Linked DNA regions of Mus musculus: region 1 is linked to region 2. A link is a loop called in an ENCODE intact Hi-C map of the cell type or tissue named here. Cell type or tissue: heart. All regions are shown on one strand. Each heading gives the region's core, and the rest is flanking DNA. Links, peaks and the distances in the headings are about the cores only.

Region 1 (10,681 bases), core at 1,801-9,800, 49 kb before region 2:
TTGAAAAACAAAAAACAAACTAACAAACAAACAAAAAAAAACGAAATACAGTTATGTGTTACAGGGTTGTTTGGATGATTTTGTACTGTTGTCTTTCAGTTGTGAGATGTTCCAACTTTTGTGAACATGAAAAGAATAGTGAACTCCATTATTTTTCTGCTGGCTAATATATATATATATATATATATATATATATATATATATATATATATACACAGTTTTGTTTTGTTCTTTTGAGTTTTTTGTTTTGTTTAGTTTGGTTTGGGTTTGGTTTGTTTGTTTGTTTGTTTGTTTTTGAGACAGGGTTTCTCTGTGTAGCCCTGGCTGTCCTGGAACTCACTCTGTAGACCAGACTGGTCTCAAACTCAGAAATCCGCCTGCCTCTACTTCCCAAGTGCTGGGATTACAGGTGTGTGCCACCACTGCCGGGCTATGCTGGCTAGTTTTATGTCAACTTGACACAACTGCAGGTCAAGTTTCAGTCATCTGTAAGGAGGGAGCCTCAATTGAGAAAATGTCTCCATTAGATCCAGCTATAGGACATTTTTTAAATTAATTATAGATGAGAGAGGGCCCAGTTACTGTGTGAGGGTCCACCCCTGGGCTCTATGGGTCCTGGGTTCTGTGAAGAAAAAGTAGGTTGGAGAAATTCTGGAGAGAAAGCCAGTATGCAACACATGCCCCCCCCCCCTCATGACCTCTGCATCAGCTCTTCCAGGCTCCCACAATGAATTCCTGCCATGACTTCTTTCAGTGATGGACTACAATATGGAAGTGCCAGCCAAATAAACCCTTTTCTCCCCAACTTGCTTGGGTCATGGTGTTTCATCATAACAATAGTACTCCTAACTAAGACATGTATTATCATGTCTACCAAGATTTAACAATAACTGAGTTTTTCTGCATTTCTTTCATCTATACATTATTTTTCTTTTATTTTTTTTTCATTCCTAAATAGTTTGTCACTCCATACACACATATGCACTACTTAAAAATACAGCTGCAGGAGCACACAGCTGGACTCCTGTGCTAGAGAAGCTGAGCAAGGAATCGATGTTCCCGGATGAAACAAGCACCCTGCTTCCAGGCCAACTGCAAAACATAGCTGGAATTTCCTGGTAGCTCTGTGTGTGTCTATGTGTGTCTGTGTGTGTGTTTGTGCATCTATGTGCGTGTGCGTACCTGTCCCTCCACCTCTCCAAGCTTGAATAACCTTCATGCTGAGGAGAAGTTGAGGCTTTCTGTGCCAATAAAGCACTCCCAGCCTGTTGATCAAGTCTTTCTGCTTCTCTGTCTCATTTTTCTTATGTGTTTGGGTTGTTTTGCTGTTGTTGTTGTTGTGTGTTGTTGTTTTACTGTAAATGCGTCTTGTCAAGGTTCCCATCGATGATTTAGAGTGTGCCAAATGGTAACCATTATGTCTAACAAGAAAGGTTCACTTTAACTTTATTACTAGTATAAAGCTCGTGTAAGTTTTTTTGTAAGCATGTTGATTTGTTTAGTTTTGATGCACCTAGTGGGAAAACTGTAGATATCTCTCCTAGTGGAGACCACCCACACTCTTACACATACCTTGTGTGCTGTCTTCAGAAAATAATGATTCTTGCTCAAGTTGTCTCTCTTATTTTATTATTTTTAATTTAATTTTATTTTTGTATCTAACACAGAATCAGTTTTTATGTGTAAAGGGAAGGAAATTATTTAAAATAGAAATACTGTGTAGTTTTGGCCATCTCTTCCATCTATACATTATTTTGGGTTTCAGAGGCCAACTCTCTGGCTCTGTGTCACACTGAAATCCATTATTCTCACCTTGCTTTACCTCCCTTTTGGTAAATCTGAGGATTCCTTCCTATCTGAATCTTCATAAAAACCAGAGGAGTTCAGCTGTCCATCCTAGGAGCACTGTCTAGCACATAAGAGCAACATGTATATTCATTACTCTTGTGCTTAATGGCTTCATGGTTTCATGTTCTGATTGTTAATTTCCCATATAGATTTGTATAACATTATCAAGCCTGCATGCATGCTGGCAAAAATATTGACTATACTACATAGCCTGCATTTTTGGTTGTAATATCAGTTTCTTTACACTAATATGTTGTTATCATTTTCTGTTAGGTGTGACTTTTCACCTGAGATTTGCCACTTGAGCTACCATTTTGTTTCTTCTGTGCTGTGATTTTTCCTTCAGATATTTTTACTTTTCAAGCTTGTGTGCACTAACTCTGAAAATTAAAGGTTGTTTATTAAATAAGAAAAAAAAAAGACTGGGATTTCCATCATAACTGATTTTAACAAGTGACATTATTGTACTTACTGCACAGGCAAAAATGTTTATAATCCTGCCTTTGTGTGCCTGTGTTATTGGAAGCAGATCAAGTAGCTAAACCATCTGAAACTGCCTTGAGTCTTTATTCCAGTGCGTTGAGCATTTGCTATTAAAATACTAGGCAGTGGCTTGAATTAAGTGTCTTTCTGGGAGAAAGGCTTTGTTACTTAGCAACACCTAATATCCTGTGCTGATGGCAAAGCACTCCAAGACCCACTAGAGAAATCCTTCTGGCTTTCTTGGACAAGGAAAAGACATCTGGTGTGTTGATAGAGAATTATGAGTAACTGGCGATTAGGGGGCGGGGGCGGGGGTTGTCTTTGTTGTTGTTTTTCCAAATAACGTCATCACGGGAGTGGAAACATCCAAGTTTAAAACAAACTTCACTGCTGAGCAGAGCTATAAAACTGTTCTATCCAATGATACTGATCTGATATTCATTCAGGGTATGTGCGTGAGTCAGGGTTACAGGGAAGATGGATACTTATTTCCTCGTCGCTTCTCTTGTTTGAAGGGACAATTCTGTGGAGGTGTTTAGAGAAACAATATCTTTCCATCTTAGGTACTGGTACAGAATAACTGAAGAAATAAAACAGCTTTATTGAATACTTTTGAGAGGAAATAAGTTCCAAAGAAAGGAATAAACTTAATATAAAAATCGTCTTGGAGTGTGTTCTGATGGTGATAAACATGGCCACTGTGTTTGTGTAGGGTCGCCTCTGAAGCCTTGTGTTTTCAGGGAAACATGCTCCTAGGCCCAGTGTAGACTGGGCATCTCTGCAGTGACCCTAACAACCTGCTTGAGAATTGATCAAAAAATCTTTCTAGGCATCATTTCCTGCTTCAGGGCAATGAGTGACCTTGTTTCTGCCAGTTTCTCAGGTGTCAAGCTCTGTATTTTTGGGAAGTAGGGAGCTTGTCATGCACGCAATAAAAACGTCAACAAAACAGTTGAGCCTTTGCTGTTTGGGGGTACCCATGGTCTCAGCTTCTTGGGTGGTGGAGGTAGATTCTTGAATTCAAGAAACTCTTCAGGGACATAGGCAATGCAGTGATATGGTCTCGATAAATAAGTAAATGATAAATAAATAAACAAAAGGATGGTATAACTGAGCTGGTTTCTAAATGGTTCATTCTTGTCTAGCATGAATGTAGGAAGCCTGGGTTCACCCCAGCACCACAATGAAGAACACAGACTGTAATCAGATGTGGTAAGATTCTGTATCTTATAACAACCTTTTGTTGCTTAAAACTAGTATTTAATTTGTGATTTTTTTTATGTCTGGATATGTATATATGTTTGTGTATACAGAAAAGAATATATGAATTTTAAGTTGTCATTTTATGAGAGAGTCTGGCTGGATATTAGTACAAAACAGTATGCTCAATTCTACCACTTGATAATAATACATTGCTCACGGTGTTCATGCTAGTTGTCATGGAAAGGACTTGTGGTAGCCTGAGCTCAGCCCCACATGGGGTTCCCTTGCTGTAAAACCACATGTCTGAGGCTCCAGACATGTGCTGACTGGCAGCCTAGAATTGAAATTTCAGAGCTAGGGAATGTTGTCCTGATGCTTCAGAGATACACACTGAGTTTGATGGTTGGCCAACATGCTAACTTGACTTTTCTTTCCCCATTTTTGAAACTATAGTTCACCTTTCATTAAACCTACTGACTAGAATACAATTACTGGGAATTGCTTGTCTCTGGGATTGGTGGAGGATGTACTTGAACGTCGGGAGGAAGCAAGAAGTGGCTAGGATTTTAAAGTTCTTCATTGTGTGGCCCAAAGGAATCTCGTATTTAATCCTGAGTTGTGGTAGTAGAGACAGGGAATTTTGCTGAGATGGTACTTGTGAAGGGCTGCCTTCAACCTGATATCTGGATTATCATGATTGACTGTCAGGATCTTTACTGGGAAATGTACTGCATTGCATGGGAGAAGATTCTATGGTGACCCACAGGAATCACATCGGTACCTTCTCATGGAAACAGGTTCATAATCAATGCCCGGGTTCACCAGTGTGGAATCTCATCAGCTGGGGCCCAGTCACTATTTCTTTTCAAAAGCACCACATTTAATATGTAGTATGGGGGAAGAGTTGTATCTTTGTATTGCCCATCAAAAGGTTCATAGCAAAGACGACTGTGACAAAAAGTCAAACTAACAGAGAACATTTTTAAAAACTTTTCGTAGTTTATTTATTGTTCATGTGCAATGGGGTACACATGGCGGTCAGAGGATTGCTTGAGTTAGTTGGTTCTCTGTTACTATGATGTGTATCCTGGGAACTGAACTCAGTTGCCAAACTTGGAAACAAGCATTTTTTGCCTTCTAACCCATTTCTCTGGTCCCAGTCACAATATTTATTGATCTAAAATTTCACATGACACTGGATCCTTTAGAAATGAAGATCCAAAATATCAGAAAACTGTCTTTAAAGACAGGCAAACAGAAAGATGATTGGAGAAGATGGTCTGATGGTGCCACACTAGGTGGAATTCTACATGCCCTGTCCTCTGGTTCTTGCCTCCCTAGTTCTTTCCCTCACGTAATAGAGAGAGGGAGTAAGTCAGAGAGGAACCATCCTTGGCTTCAATCAAGAAAGAGGAGTTCTGGGTCCAGTGACCTGCCTGAGGGGCTGAGTAGCAGGACTCTCTTCTGCAGTTTTATCAGCAGCTCCTAGTGCACTTCTCTTGGGCCAACTGCTGTGTTTGGGGTGTTGCGTGCTGAGCGCTGGCAGTGACTACACTGACCAGTCCCCAGGTGGACAGGCTGGGTGAGCGCTGCTGCAGCTCCTTAAAGAGGACGTAAGGGTCCTGAGCTTAAGGCCTGCCTGTGTCACACAGCAGGACCTATCTCAAAGAGAAAGCTAGAATGAATAAGAAAAGTGTGGAGGGAGCTTCGGAACTGCCACTGATCCCCCATCATCTAAGGGCAAGCAGAACAGACTGGACCCCATGGGTGCAGGAGACCCAACCGAGCTCTGGCTGAATTGTCTCAGCTGCCTGTCAATCATACCATCCGTGTGGGAAGGACTCAGGGGCAGAGCGAGTGGTGAGGTCGCCTTCATGTGAGGAGCTATTGTGAGGAGGTAGGATTTCTAAACATAGCACCTCAGACTGAGGGACAGACCTAAAGTCTCTCTTAAAAACAGCATTAGGGGAATGTAAGATGAGCTAGTAGAGAGCAATTTATTTTAAGTTTTGGATATGCCAACTTCATGGCCTTTTATAAGGCCTTTCCTCTAAAGTCTTCTTTCTCTGTAAAACAGAATTCAGTTACACGGTTTGTTTCATCTTTCCCAGGGATGGGGAAAATACAGAAATTAGTATATCAAAGAAGTAGAATCGTCTTCTTTTATCCTCTTCAAGCTGTGAATCTAAAAATAAGTTGTAGGATAACAAATGCAGGGGCTGAAATGTTAGTCGAGTGTCCTGAGCTGGCATTTGGCCATGCTGCTGTTGCTAAGTATAAGCTTTATTCTGGAGAGATGCCAGGGCCTAGGACGTGCGAAGCACACTCTGCCACTGAACTTCACCCCCACCACCACCACCACATCCCTAACAGTAATACATTTTGAATATAAATCTAAAGATGGAATGGTGCCACTTTTAAGTGAAAGAGGCATTCTTTGGAACAACACTGTGACTTTAGATCTGAAATAGGCTTTCTGTCCTTTGGGAGTGGTGTTGGGATGGTTGCAGAGCAGTTGAAGAGCCATAGGGCAGCCTGTGCGTGTGCCTTTCAGTCGGTGTAGCCTGAGCTTAGCACACCAAAGCACTGGCAGCAGTGGGCTGAATGAACAAGAACTCAATTAGAGCTGGGCGACAACCTCATCAGCTACCGGCTGCTCACCCTTGGCAAGGGACTTAAGACTTGAGCCTTCTTTCTAAAGTCTGGAACACGGAGATGATAGATCATTCTTTCCAGAGGAGAAGAAAGTGGAGTGGAAGATTCACCAGCACCTCTGCAACTTGCCAGGCGCCCCACAAACTGTCAGTAAACCCTCAAGTGATGCAAGATGCTCCACTCTGTCTATAAAAGTGAAAAGTCCAGGGCGTGACTGGATGTTACATCTGTTAGTTCGTCTGTTAGCATTAAGTAAGTTAGCACTGGAGCAAGCTTGATGCAGAGTCATTGAAGTGGCCCAGGGCTCCAGCACTGTGTACCAACTAGTCTTATCTTCAGTTGACTGCAGCTGTGGACACTATTCATCTTCCTGTTCACTCACTAAATAGGTGGTGGAGACTAGGGTGTGGCTCCAGTATTGGGTATTATCACATATGTAAGGCTCTGAGCTTGACTCCTGGGGAGGAGGCACTAAATAAATAAATAAATAAATAGTTTCCGCCCCTAGGTTTTTTTTTTCTTGAAGCTTTTATTTCTCAGAGTTATAACTAGTCATGTGTGTATATGTGACAGATTTCATGGGATGAGTTCCTTTGGTTTTACAACTTTACTGCGAAGTGGATTCCATTCATATTTGTTCATTGACTCAGTGAGTGTGTAACTGTGGCAATTGAAAACTCAGGCCGGGAAAATTAACCTTCTAGTCTCACGAAGTAAGATTAACAAATCTACATTTTAGACCCTACCTGATTAATATGAGAATCAGGTTTTGAGGTGCATTAGGTTAACAGTAGGGCTTTGGATGCGTATGTTTGAAAAACACGAGAGACTTTTGACCACTTTTGGTGATGTTTGGCTATCCTGTCTTCAAGTTTGCTGGTACACTGCCCAGGCGCTGCAGTCCTGAGAGCTTTTTCACCATCCCTAGCTGGAGCGACTTGAACGCCAGTTTTCAAGCTGCCTCTGTGCTTTGCATCCACAGGCAGCACTGGTTGAGCAGTGCTCCCTTGCGCCTCGAGCTGTGCTTGGTACCCTCGCTGGCAGTAACTAAGAGAAGCAACCTGAAAGGTAGAGGATGGTGTCGGCCTCTTCCTTGGGAATCCCAGTGGAGACTGAGTACTTTTTGGTTTTTGTTTCTTCTTAATGTCATCAGGAGAAAAGCATTACTTACTTTCAAATGGCAGTTTCCCTCATGGCAGAGGAAATTAAGAAGAAAAGAACAGCTTTGTCATCAATTCAAAATTCATTTCAGACATCATTAACTAAGCATTGAAAACAAGAGCATGGTTCTCTCTTCCTTCCCTGTGCATTATCTGGACACCTGTATTTGAGGTTATTTTAGGGAACATGTGCTCTTAAGGAGACCTTACTTTGACAGATAGGTTTGGCATGTAAAAAAGATCCACAAACTCGAGACACAGTGACTCAGCAGGCATTTAAACTTAATTCTGTTTACCACCTCAGCTCTAAGAGTCCATTCAATGTTCATTCAGAGTGCCTGGGCATCACACAGTTAGTTCTCTCCGTTGGAGACCATAGAGGTTTACCAAAGGAGAGTCTTTGTCATGACTGACTTACACAGCTAAACAGTTGAATCCACTTTGATCAATTTCATCTTGAATCTTTCAGAACGACCAGGTGAGTTTATTGTTGTTGTTGCTGCTGCTGCTGTTGTAAAATAGCATAGTAGCATGATTTTATGTTGATTCCCTCACTGTACATTTCTGTATGTTTCATAAAGAGCCAGCATATAAAGCATATGGAATTTGAATGCACATGTGGGTTCTATAAGAGAGCAGGCTGAGCAAGCCAGTAAGCAACACCCCTTCATGGCTTCTGCATCAATTGCTGCCTCCAGGTTCTAGCCCTGTTTAAGTTCCTGTCCTTGCTGTTATATGGAACTGTGAATGAAATAAGCCCTTTGTTCTCAGGTTGCTTTTGGTCATGGTGTTTCATCACAGCAATGGTAACCCTGAGACAGCACCTATGTCACATTGGGCAGCTGCATATAGCAAGACTGAGGGTTGTTTGGAGTGGCCGTGACTACCAGCACTACAACCCCTGTGTGTGTTTTCACCTCTGTGGAGGCTATTGATAGTTTTCATGCCTGGCTGGGTGTTAGTGTGTTTTCTTTTGATAACCTCATTTATTTAATGTCTCATTTGCTATTTTAATAGAGCATTTATTTGGGGGATGTAGGAGGGATAGAACCCAAGGTCTCACATAATGGGCTCCACTTCTGGTCTACAACCCCTGCCCTAAATATTCCATTTAATTTGCTATTGTGAACTTTTTGAAGCATTTTTTAGCATTTCCTCATATACCTGAGGTTTTTGAGTTTATATGTTGGAGTTAGATGTCTTTTTGTACTTTACTTGTAAAACTTTCATTTATTAATTCCAAAGAATTAGTAAGTGAAGCATCTCTCTTTGTTATATTCTTCTACCTATAGATATAACGTAAGAAAGTATCCTCTTTTATCAACTATTTTATCTTTAATCTTAAAAAATGCATACCTATCCCTCTCTATTAGCATCACTTTGAACTTTATCCTTTAGGCTCCTGCCATGGTGATTTTTAACTGTCTTCAGAATATGCTCTTAGCTTGAATCATATTAAATTGTTCCATGGTGGCCAGGAAGCAAAGAGGGTTTGCTTTCATAACAAAACCCTTTCCTCCAATTCCCTTAAGCTATGAATCCATAATGGAGTATTTCACTGATTCAGTGAGAACCATTTTGATCCAGTCAGGTCCCACACCCTTGCTCAGCCCCATTAAAAAACCAAGTCCTCATGCAGACGCTGTGGGGACATTTCAGATCTAAGCCACAAATTGGCGATTACATAACAGGTTTCCTAAGGGCACAATCTTCATTTCTTGCTGAATATCTGTCTGCCAGGGGAGGGAAAAGTGAGGATTGTGCCAGGCGTAAGTGTTGCACCCCAGTCACCCTGTCATTTGGGAGATCGGACCCGAGGGTCAGAAGTTCAGGATCATCTTCAGCCACATACTGAGTATGAAGCCAGCATGGGCTACATGACATACTGCCTCAAGCAGCGGCAAAATTGTCATACCAGCCTGGAAAGTGATGTGGCATCTGGATGGCGGTGTGTGAGGGGGCGCTCAGTAGGTAAAGTTGTGGAGGCATGAGGACCAGAGTTGGGAGCTCCAGCCCAGAATTAGGTCTGAAACTCCAGCACTGGGTCAGAGACAAGTGGAGCCCTGAGGTCATTGCCCAGTCAGCCTCATCCATCGGTTCAGTTAGCTATCGCTTCAGTCCTGAAATTGGACACACATATATATTATACGTTTTGGGGTTTTTGTTTATTCGTGTTTTCTTCTTTTTCTTTTTCTTTTTTTTTAAACAGGACCTTGATATGTAGCTTAGGTTGGCATCGAAGTGGCGATCCCCCTGCCTCAGCTTCCTGCATCCTAAAGCACCTCCTATCACATCCAGCTTTGTCATATGAATGTTTCCATCCGCCAGCATATAATTTGTGGCACAGTTATTTGTACCAGTCTCATATAAACAAACCTGTCTGTGTTTACTTTTCACTTGCGTAATGTACTTGCTGAGCTGGTGCTGTGTGAGATGAGGGACCAGCCGGAGCCGCATTCTCTCTGCTGACGTACTAGTGTGGTTTTGTTGTGCGAATCCAGCACAGGTGAAACGTGGCCCAACTAGCAGGCAGGCAGAAGGTTTAGACCATAATGTAGAGGTGACAGGTCACAGGGCTTCCTTGCTTGCTCTTTGTTGCTATGATAAACACCATGACCAAAAGCAACTTGAGGAGGAAAGGGTTTATTCCAGCTTATCATTTATTGTCCATCTTGAGGAAAAGTCAGGGCAGGACCTGAAGGAGATCATGAAGGAATACTGCAGATTACTACCTTTCTCACCAAGGCTTGAGCAGCCTGCTTTCTTATATAACCCGAGATCATCTGCCTGGGGCTGGCACCACACGCCTGGGCTTTCCTCTTGCACGTCAATCAAGAAAATGCACCACAGACTTGCCTATAAGCCAGTCTCATGGGGCCGTTTTCTAGTTAAGTGTCCCTCTTCCCAGGTGATGCTACATTGTGCCATGTTGATTTAAAAAAAAAAAAAAAGCCAGCACATAAGGTGAAATATAAGATGGAAAGATAGATGTTGAATGCACATAAACTATGACTATTAAGACCATCGACATAGTGAAGGCTATAACCCCACGGAGATAAAACATTGCCCTGTTTGAAGGCTGTGTGGGCATGTGTGGATCACTTCCACATCTGCTTAGTTTCCCCTTCTTTTACTCATTTATCCAATGTTAATTTATGCTGTTTCTATATTTTTAGGAGTATATTTTAGAATATGGGCTGCTGGCAAGTGGAAACATTCTTGCCAGTCACACACATGGCCTTGAACTCAATCCCTAGTTTGACAAACTTACAGTTTTATATAACTATATTTTAAGTATAATAAACTGTTGATTATTTTCTAACTAATAATTG
Region 2 (10,681 bases), core at 964-8,963:
AGCACTGGGAGGTTCCTGAGCTCTGTATTAACTGGAGGATTCCCTTTCGTAGTACCTTGATGGCACACTACTGAGTTCGGTGTATCTGCTCTAAAATTTGAGCCTCTGAGATGGAAAATTTGGTTGGCCCAAACTAAGGTACCTATATGTTTCATCCACTCATATTGAGACAGGTTGTTTGCATTATCTATTATAGGTCTCATATACCATCCAGGTACTGCCTATGAGCTGGACATATACCAAGTACTATCCTTCACATGGGGAAGTGCTGGTTCCTGGCAGGCTACAAACAGAAGACTGTCATTAAGTCACGGAAGCAGGTTGGAACACTTAGGACTTAGCTTGATCACAGTGCCTTCCATTTCATGTTTTCTCAGATCACTTATTCAGTAGACACTGTAGCGTGCATACTCTCCTGCTAGGTGACCAGCTAGCAGCTATCATTCCCAAGAAATAAGGTCTCACCTCTATGTTTGTTAATTTCTCACTGTGTCTGATATATAAACCATCCTAGATATCCGTGTGCCCTAGTTACCTTTAACGGTCAGCTCAACACAGCATTGAAGGGATTTTCACACCTGAGAAAGGATTTTCCATTGATGTGTTTCCAAGATTAGATTAACCTGGTGGGGAATTGTTCTAGTTCTTAATTGATATTGGAAGACCTAGACCACTGTAGGCAGCATCATCCCTGGATAAGTGGTTCTGAGCTAGTAAGAAAGCTAGCTAAGCATGAGGCAGCAAACAGCATTTCTTTATGGTTTCTGCTTCGGATTCCTGGGTGAGCTCCTGCCCTGACTTCCCTCAGTGATGGACTATGTCCTGGAAGCTTAAGCTAAATAAATCCCTTCCTCCTCTAAATTTCTTTTGATCAGAGTGCTTTTATCACAGCAACAGAAAGAAAACTAGAGCACAATATATATGAACGTTGAATATAGGTAGGATCCATTGTTCTGGTTTCAGGCCATACACACAGGGGTATGTACCCTGGAATAATTCACGTAAGCATCTCTCTTTAGCAGTGCTTAAGATAACTATAAAAACACAAACAATTGCAACTCTAGGTTGTATTTCATGTGGGTGCCTAACTTTCACTGCTGTTCAAAAGCTTGATCTTTAGAGCAAACAGGTTTGATTCTTGAGGAGACTCTCAGACTGTTGAGGGTGTGAAGACTCCAGAAGTCTTGTGGCCCACTGCTCATTTGCTGTGTCAGCCCTTTCCTTCTATGCTCCTTCTCCTGTGTCTTTTCTCTTTGAAGTCACTAGGATGCCACTCTCCACAAAATCAGTGGACTTTAAATGTCATTGAAGTCATATTAATTTGTGGAAAATCATTAGATTTTAAGCAGATATCCTGAGACAACTACTCATGACCACAGAGTATATGTGCAGCAATGTTTTGAGTGCTAGGAGCCTTGCACTAAAGCTTTGTCTGGGATGCTGGGTGTCCAAACGCCGATCCTCATGACTGTGTGGGAGGCACTTTACCAACTTAGCCGGCTTCCCACCCCTTCTTTACACTCCACCTCAATTCCCAAAGAATATTCACCATTCTGATACTCCAGTTTACTTTCATAACAGTCTAGGAACAAAGACTGTGAAGAGTGATTTCCTCACAGCCCCACAGCTAGAGCTGGGTTTCCCCCGTGAGGTACACAGTAGACTGCCTCCTCAATGGAATAAGAAGCCATAAGATGATTTAAAGCCAGAACAGAAGTATAATCACATTAGGTAGGAGTGTCAAAGGTTCATGGTCATCATTCTCTAATAGGAAGTTTGAAGCCAGCCTGGGCCACAGGAAACTCAGTCTCAAAACAGAAGATGATGATAAAGAGGAGGAGGCAGGGGTGGTTATGACTATAATCAGATTTATCTATCAAGACCACAATAACTTGGCTGGCTGAAGAGTAGCCTGCAGTGCAGATTCTGAGAAACATAAAACCGGAAATCAAATACAGAGCTTTCTTTGATTAGGGTGAGAAGTGGTGGTGTCCAGCACAAGGGGTAGGATGGGTAGCAGTGGAAATATTTAAGATACATTGTGAACATAGAGTCATGAGTCTTGTTCATGGATTGGAAATACCGCTGAGAAATGAGTTGTTTTTTTCTAGAAAGACTCTTAGCTCCCAGCCATACTCATGCAAACGACCCTATTAAATATAGCTGACATGGGCAGGAAAGTGGGAGAGGAACTTTCAGGGAAGAAGAGGTTCAGGGCAGGGGGAAAGGGATGAGAGTATCATAGGGATGGATGTGATCAAAGTGCATTATATATGTGTAAAACTATGACTGGCAGCAAATTTCAAAGACTCTTAGTTCCTGGTTGAGCAAGAGGGCAAGTCTTAGTGAGTACTCAGGTGAATCAGCTATAGAACAATCTGGAGAATTAGGAAAATAGTGAATTCTGTTTTTCTCAGAATGCTTGTCAGACATGTAGTAGTGACCCTTCAAGTGGAGAGTCAAATGTGCAGATAGTGAGCTCAGGACATGACCGGGTTGGATGTAGAAGACATAAATGTGGCCTTTGTTAGTGGAGCTCATCTCATTGAGATTATTAAATCATATGGAGAAGTATGCATAGGTGTTTATAAACAGTACGACGACAGGCTTTTCAAAGAAGTAGAGACATGACTAAAGTCTGAAGCAGGAATGGCATGGGCCAGTGGACGTGTTGCCCAGCTGCCTAGTCAGGTCACTTTTCTATGAGAAAAGACATATCAGGTCTTAGGTTAATTTCCCCCCCTTCTTGGTGCTAGGGTTGAATTCAGAGCTTCGTGTAAATGTTCTTACAGTGAACTTCATCACCAGCTTTTGTGTGCTAAACAGAAAGCATCTTTGTGAGTTTTCTGCTTTTATTTGTGGAAGATAAGACTTCACATAAATATATCTTAGCATAGCTATATTGGTCTTGCATAATGAGTGACTAGTGTAAGACAGTCATGATCTCCTACACAGTACTGCCTGTTGTCTGCTGGTCACATGATAGAAATGAGCCACATGATCAGAACTGGTATTTTAGAGGTGGTTGTGTACCTTTCCCCTGCTGATTAGATTCTAGCTCTTCTATGCTCTGCTCATTTAAGATGACACCCAGCATCCACATAACCACAAGGTGTGATCTTTCTAGAGCTGTGCTATCCCCATCCATCACTCTTCCTCATAGTCTGCCATGTAGGGCCTTTTATAGACACCCTGACATCCTTTATTGACAGAGCAAAGTTTGAAGCCAAGTAAGAAGCCTGGGAATGTTTGCAGTTCAAAGAACACAACACTGGAGACATGACTAGGACCTAGAGGCTGTGCACAGTTTTAAAAGTTGACATGCCATGGTGGCGCCGAAAGAGTTGACACTGTTCTAAAATTATCTTCTACAACATCAGACATTCTAAGATGGGTTTACTAACTCCCAGAGTCATCATTCTGTGTCACTAATAATTATATCTGAGTAGCTCTTAAAAGCGTGACACCTTTCTTTGTGTAATAGCTTTGCATGCTTGATCTCTCCACATACCTGTGCTGTTGTGTGCACATTTTTTAACTGAAAACAAAGGAAATACTTGTAATTTGAGTCAGGAACTTAACCATTTTCGAGTACTGACTCTTCCTGTTTGTCCATTTCACAGAAACGAAGATGCAGTCAGTCAGATGGCCGTCGCTCCCTTCCCGGAGCTATCACATTCTCCATCGCCTGTTGAGGTAAGATTGCAAGAAACAGTTCTCAGTGCACTCGATAGATTTCTCATTTCTGTAAGACCTTACCTTTTGATTTTTAATTACGTCATATCTATTAACTAGCAAATTTCCCTGCCTAAGATAGAAAGCTGTGGAGGTATGATTACAGTGTTAAATAAATATATTAGAATCAACTCACTAGTGTTGACTCTTCAGAGTTACAAAGTTCCTCAGATCTATTGGATGACCTAGCAATGGCCATGTATATGCTCAGTCCAGAGAGCCCCTGCAGCTGCTCAGTCCACGAAGCTGGAAGCTCAGAACAAGGAGGACTACAGTGTAGTCCCAGGCTGTCGCTGAAGGTCATGTCCTTGAGAATTGTTGCTGTGAGTCTGCATTGGAAGACAAAGCAGCTGAACTCTGATGTCCTCAGCACACTGGAGCAGTGATAGACACTTGCCAGGAGGAATGGCGCTTGCACCTGTGGTCTGATGTCTCCCTCTTCCTTTTCCTTCTGGGCACTCAGTCTCATGGATGGTACTGCTGACGTTTCAAGGTGTTTCTGACTTTCCCCCTCAGTTTCTACTGCATAGCTCAGTCATCTCTAGAAACATCCTCACATGTACTCTGTGAGGTGTGTACCCGACCCCGTGTCCTGAGTCCTGTCCAGATCAGTCACCATTAAATCAGAATTGATTCCAGTTGCATTTTTTAATCTGTTTTGCCCAGTTGTTTTAGGTAGGTTTTTACGCTGTGAACAGATACCTGACCAAAGCAACTCTTATAAGGACAACATTTAACTGTGGCTGGCTTATAGATTCAGAGGTTCAGTCTATTGTCATCAAGGCAGAAAGCATGGCACCATCCAGGCAGGCATGGTACAGGCAGAGCTGAGAGTTCTACATCTTCACCTGAAGGCTGCTAGCAGAATACTGACTTCCAGGCAGCAAAGAGGAGGGTCTTAAAGCCCACACCCACAGTGACACACCTACTCCAACAAGGCCACACCTACTTCAACAGGGCTACACCTTCTAATAGTGTCACTCCTTGGAATGGACTGAGCATATACAAACCATCACACCAGTTATTGTCAAATAAACTTCAAATTAAAAATTTGTAGCAAAGGGCAGTGGTGGTGTATGCCTTTAATCCCAGCACTTGGGAGGTAGAGGCAGGCGGATTTCTGAGTTTGAGGCCAGCCTGGTCTACAGAGTGAGTTCCAGGACAGCCAGGGCTACACAGAGAAACCCTGTCTTTAAAAAAACAAAAAACAAAAAACAAAACAAAAATTTGTAGCAATAAACATTGTCTTCATTGTCAGATTTCAGCAGTCTTGCTAACACTAAGGTTTTTTGTAGTTTTTTGTTTGGTTGGGGTTGTTTGTTTGTTTGTTTGTTTTTTAACTTATTTAAGACCTCAAAGGTTCTGAAGGTATAGCATTATAGTCTCTGGTATGCATCAGGCCCTGTGTTCAGTGTGTATTACCAAGAGACTGTAGTAGGAATGGTGAGAAAAGACTTGAAATAGATAGAAGACAGCTGACAGAGGGCCAGCCCCCCCTCCCCCCAGCCAGACTACCCGTTCCGATCCTGCAATTGTCCATGAGCCATGGAGCCCTGAACAGTTGCAGTTGCACTAACCCTTTGACCCACATTCTAGTTTTTTAAATAATAGTAACAATAGCTTCTGCCTTATTGCTTGGATTAAATAATGTATTGCAGAATATGTTGAGACCCCAGTAAATAACTGAGACCACAGATTGTAGTAAGCTATGTAAAAGCACCATGGCTTCATCTGTTTTCTTTTGCTGGGAATGGCTATAGATATCAACCACACGCCTTCCTTAGTGTGGTCCTGGCCAGCTGGTATCTGCAGCTTCCTGATGGGGGGTTTCACATGACAGGTGACTGAGGGTGCTGCTAGCTGTGCCAGGCCCTGTCTGGGTACTTCCAGTATTACTTTCATGATCCTTGCACCCAGACTCAGGTAGTGTTGTTATTTACAACTGTGAGAGGAAACCCGGAGGCTAAATCATATACCCATGAGCCTCTGTGCATACCTGACCATGACCACCAAGCCCCACACACCTGTCATGGAGATGAAAGAATCAGTGTATAGGAAGGACTTAGCACAGTTCATGCCACAGGGCAGCACTCAGCACAAGAGAACTGTTATTTAGAGAAATTTTAACGCAATTTTATAGTACATATTAAGAGCTATTGAAATTCATTTTTAAAAATTGTGCTAATCACTGAACTGATAAGTCACCATTAAAATTTTTTTCAGTCACCTATAAAAAAAGATTTTTTTATTATGTCTTAATCTTGCTGAATCAGTAATTAGCCAGAAAAAGGAACTTGGTGTCATTCAAAAGGGTATCATTATCTTATGAGCATTTAAAGACTGATTTTGCTGTTTATTTGTTTAGTTGGTTGGTTTTGGGTTTTGGTTTTAAAGCATGATCTTACTCTGTCGCGCTGGCTAGCCTAGAACTCATCCTCGTATATAGACCAGACTGGAGGTTAATCTCAAACTCATAGAGGTCTGTCTGCCTGCCTCGACCTCCCAAGTGCTGGGATTAAAAGTGAGCACACCTGGCCTGATTTTTCTTTTTAAATAAAGTGTGCTGTTAATGAGGTAGAAATTATTCCACTTATAATTTTCAAGATCCTAATCACAATAGCTCAATGCAGTATGCTGGAGTCAGCATTTCAGTTGATGGAGAATTAAGTCAAACAAGGTGCTTACATAATCCTTTCCTCCCTTCCTTCCTTCTTTCCTTCCTTCCTTCCTTCCTTCCTTCCTTCCTTCCTTCCTTCTTTCTTTCTTTCTTTCTTTCTTTCTTTCTTCCTTCCTTTCTTTTAAGATTTATTTATTTAATGTCTATGAACACACTGTCACTATCTTCAGACACACCAGAAGAGGGCATCAGATCTCACTACAGATGGTTGTGAGCCACTATATGGTTGCTGGGAATTGAACTCAGGACCTCTGTAAGAGCAACCCAGTGCTCTTAACCAATGAGCTATTTATCTGCACCACCAACCCATTTCCCACCCCCTACCCCCACTCCCATTTTTAAGGATGCAGCTCCAGAATTTCTTTTACAGTATTGCCATTTGAATTACATTCTCTGTTCTGGTGGCTCTAGTGACTGTCACCTCTGGAAAGGCACCTTCCTTTGGGTGGCATGAACTGTGAGCTCTCTTCACCAAGCTGCCCTTGTTTGCCTACATGGCAGTCACTCTGCTTTTATGCATAGGTGGTTCTGTGGGCTTTCAAGCATAACCTAGTATGTGGATGACAGAAGAACCAGTTTAAACCATACACTATATATTAAGTACAGCCATGCCATTGTTAAGTTGAACCTGACAACAGAAATGTGGCCTGACTTTTATTGTACGCTAGTGACATCTCACATTCCTCCCTTCATTTGGGAAACATTTATTAAGCTCTAACATCTGGCATAGTTCCAGCCAAGTTATTTTGGGCCCTTAGGTGCTAGGAGAGTCAGAAAAAAATACACCAGCAGAATATTGAATCACCGTGTGATGGTATTGTTGTGTCGTGCTGGCTTGTTTAATTTTCTTTCTACAAGTTGCATGTTGGTCATGTGACCTTGGTAAAGGTAGTTAACCTCCCAAAGCCTGTCTTCTCTATGAAGCCTCTTCTAAGTCTATCAGAAGGGAATAGTGAGACTCAAGTCCTAAGTCGGAAGAGTCCTCACAGCTATACATTTCCATGGCATTGTCAGCATTTCTATATACACACTTGACCACGGAGAGACCATTACTGCATTGTGTAGCAGTGTGTAAGCACAGCTCAGAAGTCAGGCATATTGCAGTCTGAACCTTCATCCTGTTAGAATTAGCACTATGAAATGCTCAGTCTGTTCCTGGCACACACTGAGAGTTTATTGTGGTTGTGCTCATATTACTACCTTGAATACACATTCCAGCTTCTGGAACCTTCCCTGTTCAATGATTATGAGCAAAATAGAATTTCTTCCTTTATTAAATTTTTTAATTTCTGAATTGACAAATGAAAAGTGTATGTATTTACCAGATTCAACATTGTTTTTTGAATATGTATACATTATGAGATGGCTAACCCAAAAAATAGCTTGCATTTCTTCACATATTTTTGTTGATTTGTCTGTGTGTGTGTGTGTGTAGGCGCACATGTGCACACTAATATTACTTGAAATCTTTTAGAGTACTGCATACCTATAATCCCAGCATTGAGGCCAAGGGTAAAAATAGTGAGTTTAAGGCTAGCCTGGGCTACATACAAGCTCCAAGCTAACCTAGGCTATATAACAATATCCTAACTCAACACATAATAAAAAAAAAACAACAAAAAAACAAAAACAAGGGCTGGAGAGATGGCTCAAAGGTTGAGAGCACTGACCGAAGGTCCCGAGTTCAAATCCTAGCAACCACATGACTCACACCCATCCATAATGAGACTAATGCCCTCTTCTGGGATATCTGAAGACAGCTACAGTGTACTTACATATAGTAAATAAATAAATAAATCTTTTTTAAAAAATAAAAAAACCACCCTCTTATTTTCAAGACTACAGGCATTGCTTTTAATTACAGTCTAATTTTATGCACCTTATCCTTATTTGCCCAGTCTAACTGAAATTTTGGAGCTCTTGACTTACATCCTCTCAGCTCCACCACTCTTTCCCCGTAAGCACTACTCGCTGCTTCTGTGAGATAAAGTGAAATCATGTGATATTGTACTTTGAATACCTGACTCATCTACTCATGTTATCTGCCTGTGTCATCACAAAGTATTATTATTATTATTATTACTTTTATTAATACAGGTAGGTTTACACATTGTACTATAAGCCTCATTTTCCTCCAGCCATCTATTGACAAAAGCTTAGATGATCTGTTCCTTTGTAACTGTGGATATTGCTGCAATGAATGTGAGTGTGTATTTCATTTCCTTGGTTGGATTTTTTTTTTGTTTTTTTGTTTGTTTATTTTTTTGGATGGTTGGTTGGTTTTATTTTTTCGAGATAGGGTTCCTCTGTGTAGCCCTAGCTGTCCTGGAATTCACTCTGTAGACCAGGCTGGCCTCAAACTCAAAAATCTGCTTGTCTCTGACTCCCAACTTCTGGGATTAAAGGCGTGTGCCACAACTGCCCCTTTTGGGTGGATTTTAAAACGTGTTACTACTGCCGTGTGTGGCAGCACTTAGCTCCCAACAGTGGACACTAAGGCAAGAGAACCATGGGCCCAGCCAGTCTGGGTGGCATAGTGAGACTCCGTGTGTTTAAAAGAAGGTTTGGTAGAAGAAGCTGAAACATGGACGAAGAGTACATGGGGAGTAGAGAAGGAGGTGAATGAAGGGACATAATAGACACTGTGGGGAACTAGACTAAGGGTACATGAGAGAGAGTAGAATTCTAAACTCCAGCATGGCTGAGTGACATGCTGTGGGCACTTGGAGGTCCCCGAAGCATCTGAACGGGGGATGATCAGGCCAGGGTTAGTTGAGTAGAAATGTTAAAGGTATGAGGTGGCCCCTGCCATAAAGGCACTTGCTGCAGAGCCTGATAGCCTGCATCCAATCCCTGAAACCACCTGGGAACCAAAGCACGTACTCACATATCATAAACAAAGAAAACAAACGTTTCTCAAAGAAAGATGCCTCAACTGAGGAGGGAAACCCAGTTAACATGTCACTGCGGTGATCCCATAGAGATCGTCACTGCGGTGATCCCATAGAGATCGTCACTGCGGTGATCCCGTAGAGATCGTCACTGCAGTGATCCCATAGAGATCGGGAGGGCTCAGCTAGAGCCAGGATGTAGATGTTCACGTGATCCCTCCATGAGGAGGCCTGGATCTTGTCTCTGCAGCAGGAGCTTCTAGTTTCCTTTTACCTCAAGGCTGTGCTTTCTGAATAGCTGTTGAGAGGGACTGCCAGCCTTGGAGTGCAGAAACAGTTATAGAGGGTCAACCATTGCCAAAATTTCCCTTTTACCTTTAACTGTGCACTGTCTTTCTGGAATTCTGATTTATCTAATAGTAAAGGTTTTCAGGTAAGCAGTTAGGAGAAGGAAATTCAGTTTGTCATATCTAGTAAACAGAATTTTCTTTTTCAAAAAGAAGTATTTAAGAACTTCTGCTGTGGTGAGAGTTAAAAGCCCTGAGTGGTATTTTGGTAAAATGTGTTAGATTTAGGGGCACAGACATAAACACAGTCTAAAGCCACAATCATGAGTCTTCTTTTTAAAATAAAGACAGCTTAGCTGGGTGTGGTGGCACATCTCTTTAATCCCCACCGAAGAGGCCAGCCAGGCAGCCAGAGCTTAATGGCATCTCACATCAGAGAAAGACAGTTATTTCTATTGATGTATTCTTGAGCCGTTGGATGAGGAATCGTGTTAGACATGTCTTCTAAACCACAAGAACCCCTTTAGCCAGACTGATGTTCTGCCCTCACATAAAGTAACCTTTTGCCCTTAAGGTTCTTTCTATCCAGTTGGTAGGAATCTGTGGGAAAACCATATATTGAAAAAAAATAGCAGAAAAATAAACTAGCAAGCAAGGTATAGCAGAACATGCCCCAGTATTCAAGGTCTAGAGACAAGGGGTGTCAATCCAGCGACAGCCTAGGCCATGTATGGAGACCATCTCAAGAATTATTGAGTTGGAAGGCTGGGGAGGGACTCAATAAAGCACCTGCTGCACAGGCATGAGAGCCTGAGTTCGGATCTTAGCACCAGTGTCATAGCTGCACCTGGTAGAGCTTGACTGTCGTCGCAGTGCTGACCAGCCCAGCACGCCAGCTGGTGGGCTCCAGGGTCGCTCTTGTCTTGCCTGTGTGCGTGCTTTTGCTCACACATACACTCATACTTTTTTTTTAACTATTAAAAAACTTCATGCACTGTTCCTATCATGGTTTCCCCTCCCCCATTTTCACCCAGATCCTCCCCACTCATCCAGCTCCAGGGCTTCTCTATTTAGAAAGAAAAGGAAACAAA

Evidence for each region. Peaks named below come from ENCODE experiments on the same cell type or tissue, not always from the same donor. Only the 100,000 strongest peaks of a DNase experiment are listed, where the experiment ranks them.
Region 1: it touches region 2 in a loop (2.1-fold over the local background); 2 of 42 quality-filtered maps call a loop at or near these places.

The regions. Positions count from the first base shown.
Region 1 is chr4:98,557,871-98,568,551 of GRCm38, forward strand. All of the region lies in intron 27 of Patj (PATJ, crumbs cell polarity complex component), which reads left to right. Among named protein-coding and RNA genes, the nearest start is that of Gm40210, 16 kb to the right of the region's middle. In heart, for the core only: no CTCF peak of the experiment used is centred there; a DNase peak (open chromatin) is centred at 5,801; H3K27ac peaks cover 1,833 bases.
Region 2 is chr4:98,607,445-98,618,125 of GRCm38, forward strand. It overlaps Patj (PATJ, crumbs cell polarity complex component), which reads left to right. Exons shown (of 44, transcript NM_172696.2): 30 at 3,624-3,696. Among named protein-coding and RNA genes, the nearest start is that of Gm40210, 33 kb to the left of the region's middle. In heart, for the core only: no CTCF peak of the experiment used is centred there; no DNase peak of the experiment used is centred there; H3K27ac peaks cover 925 bases.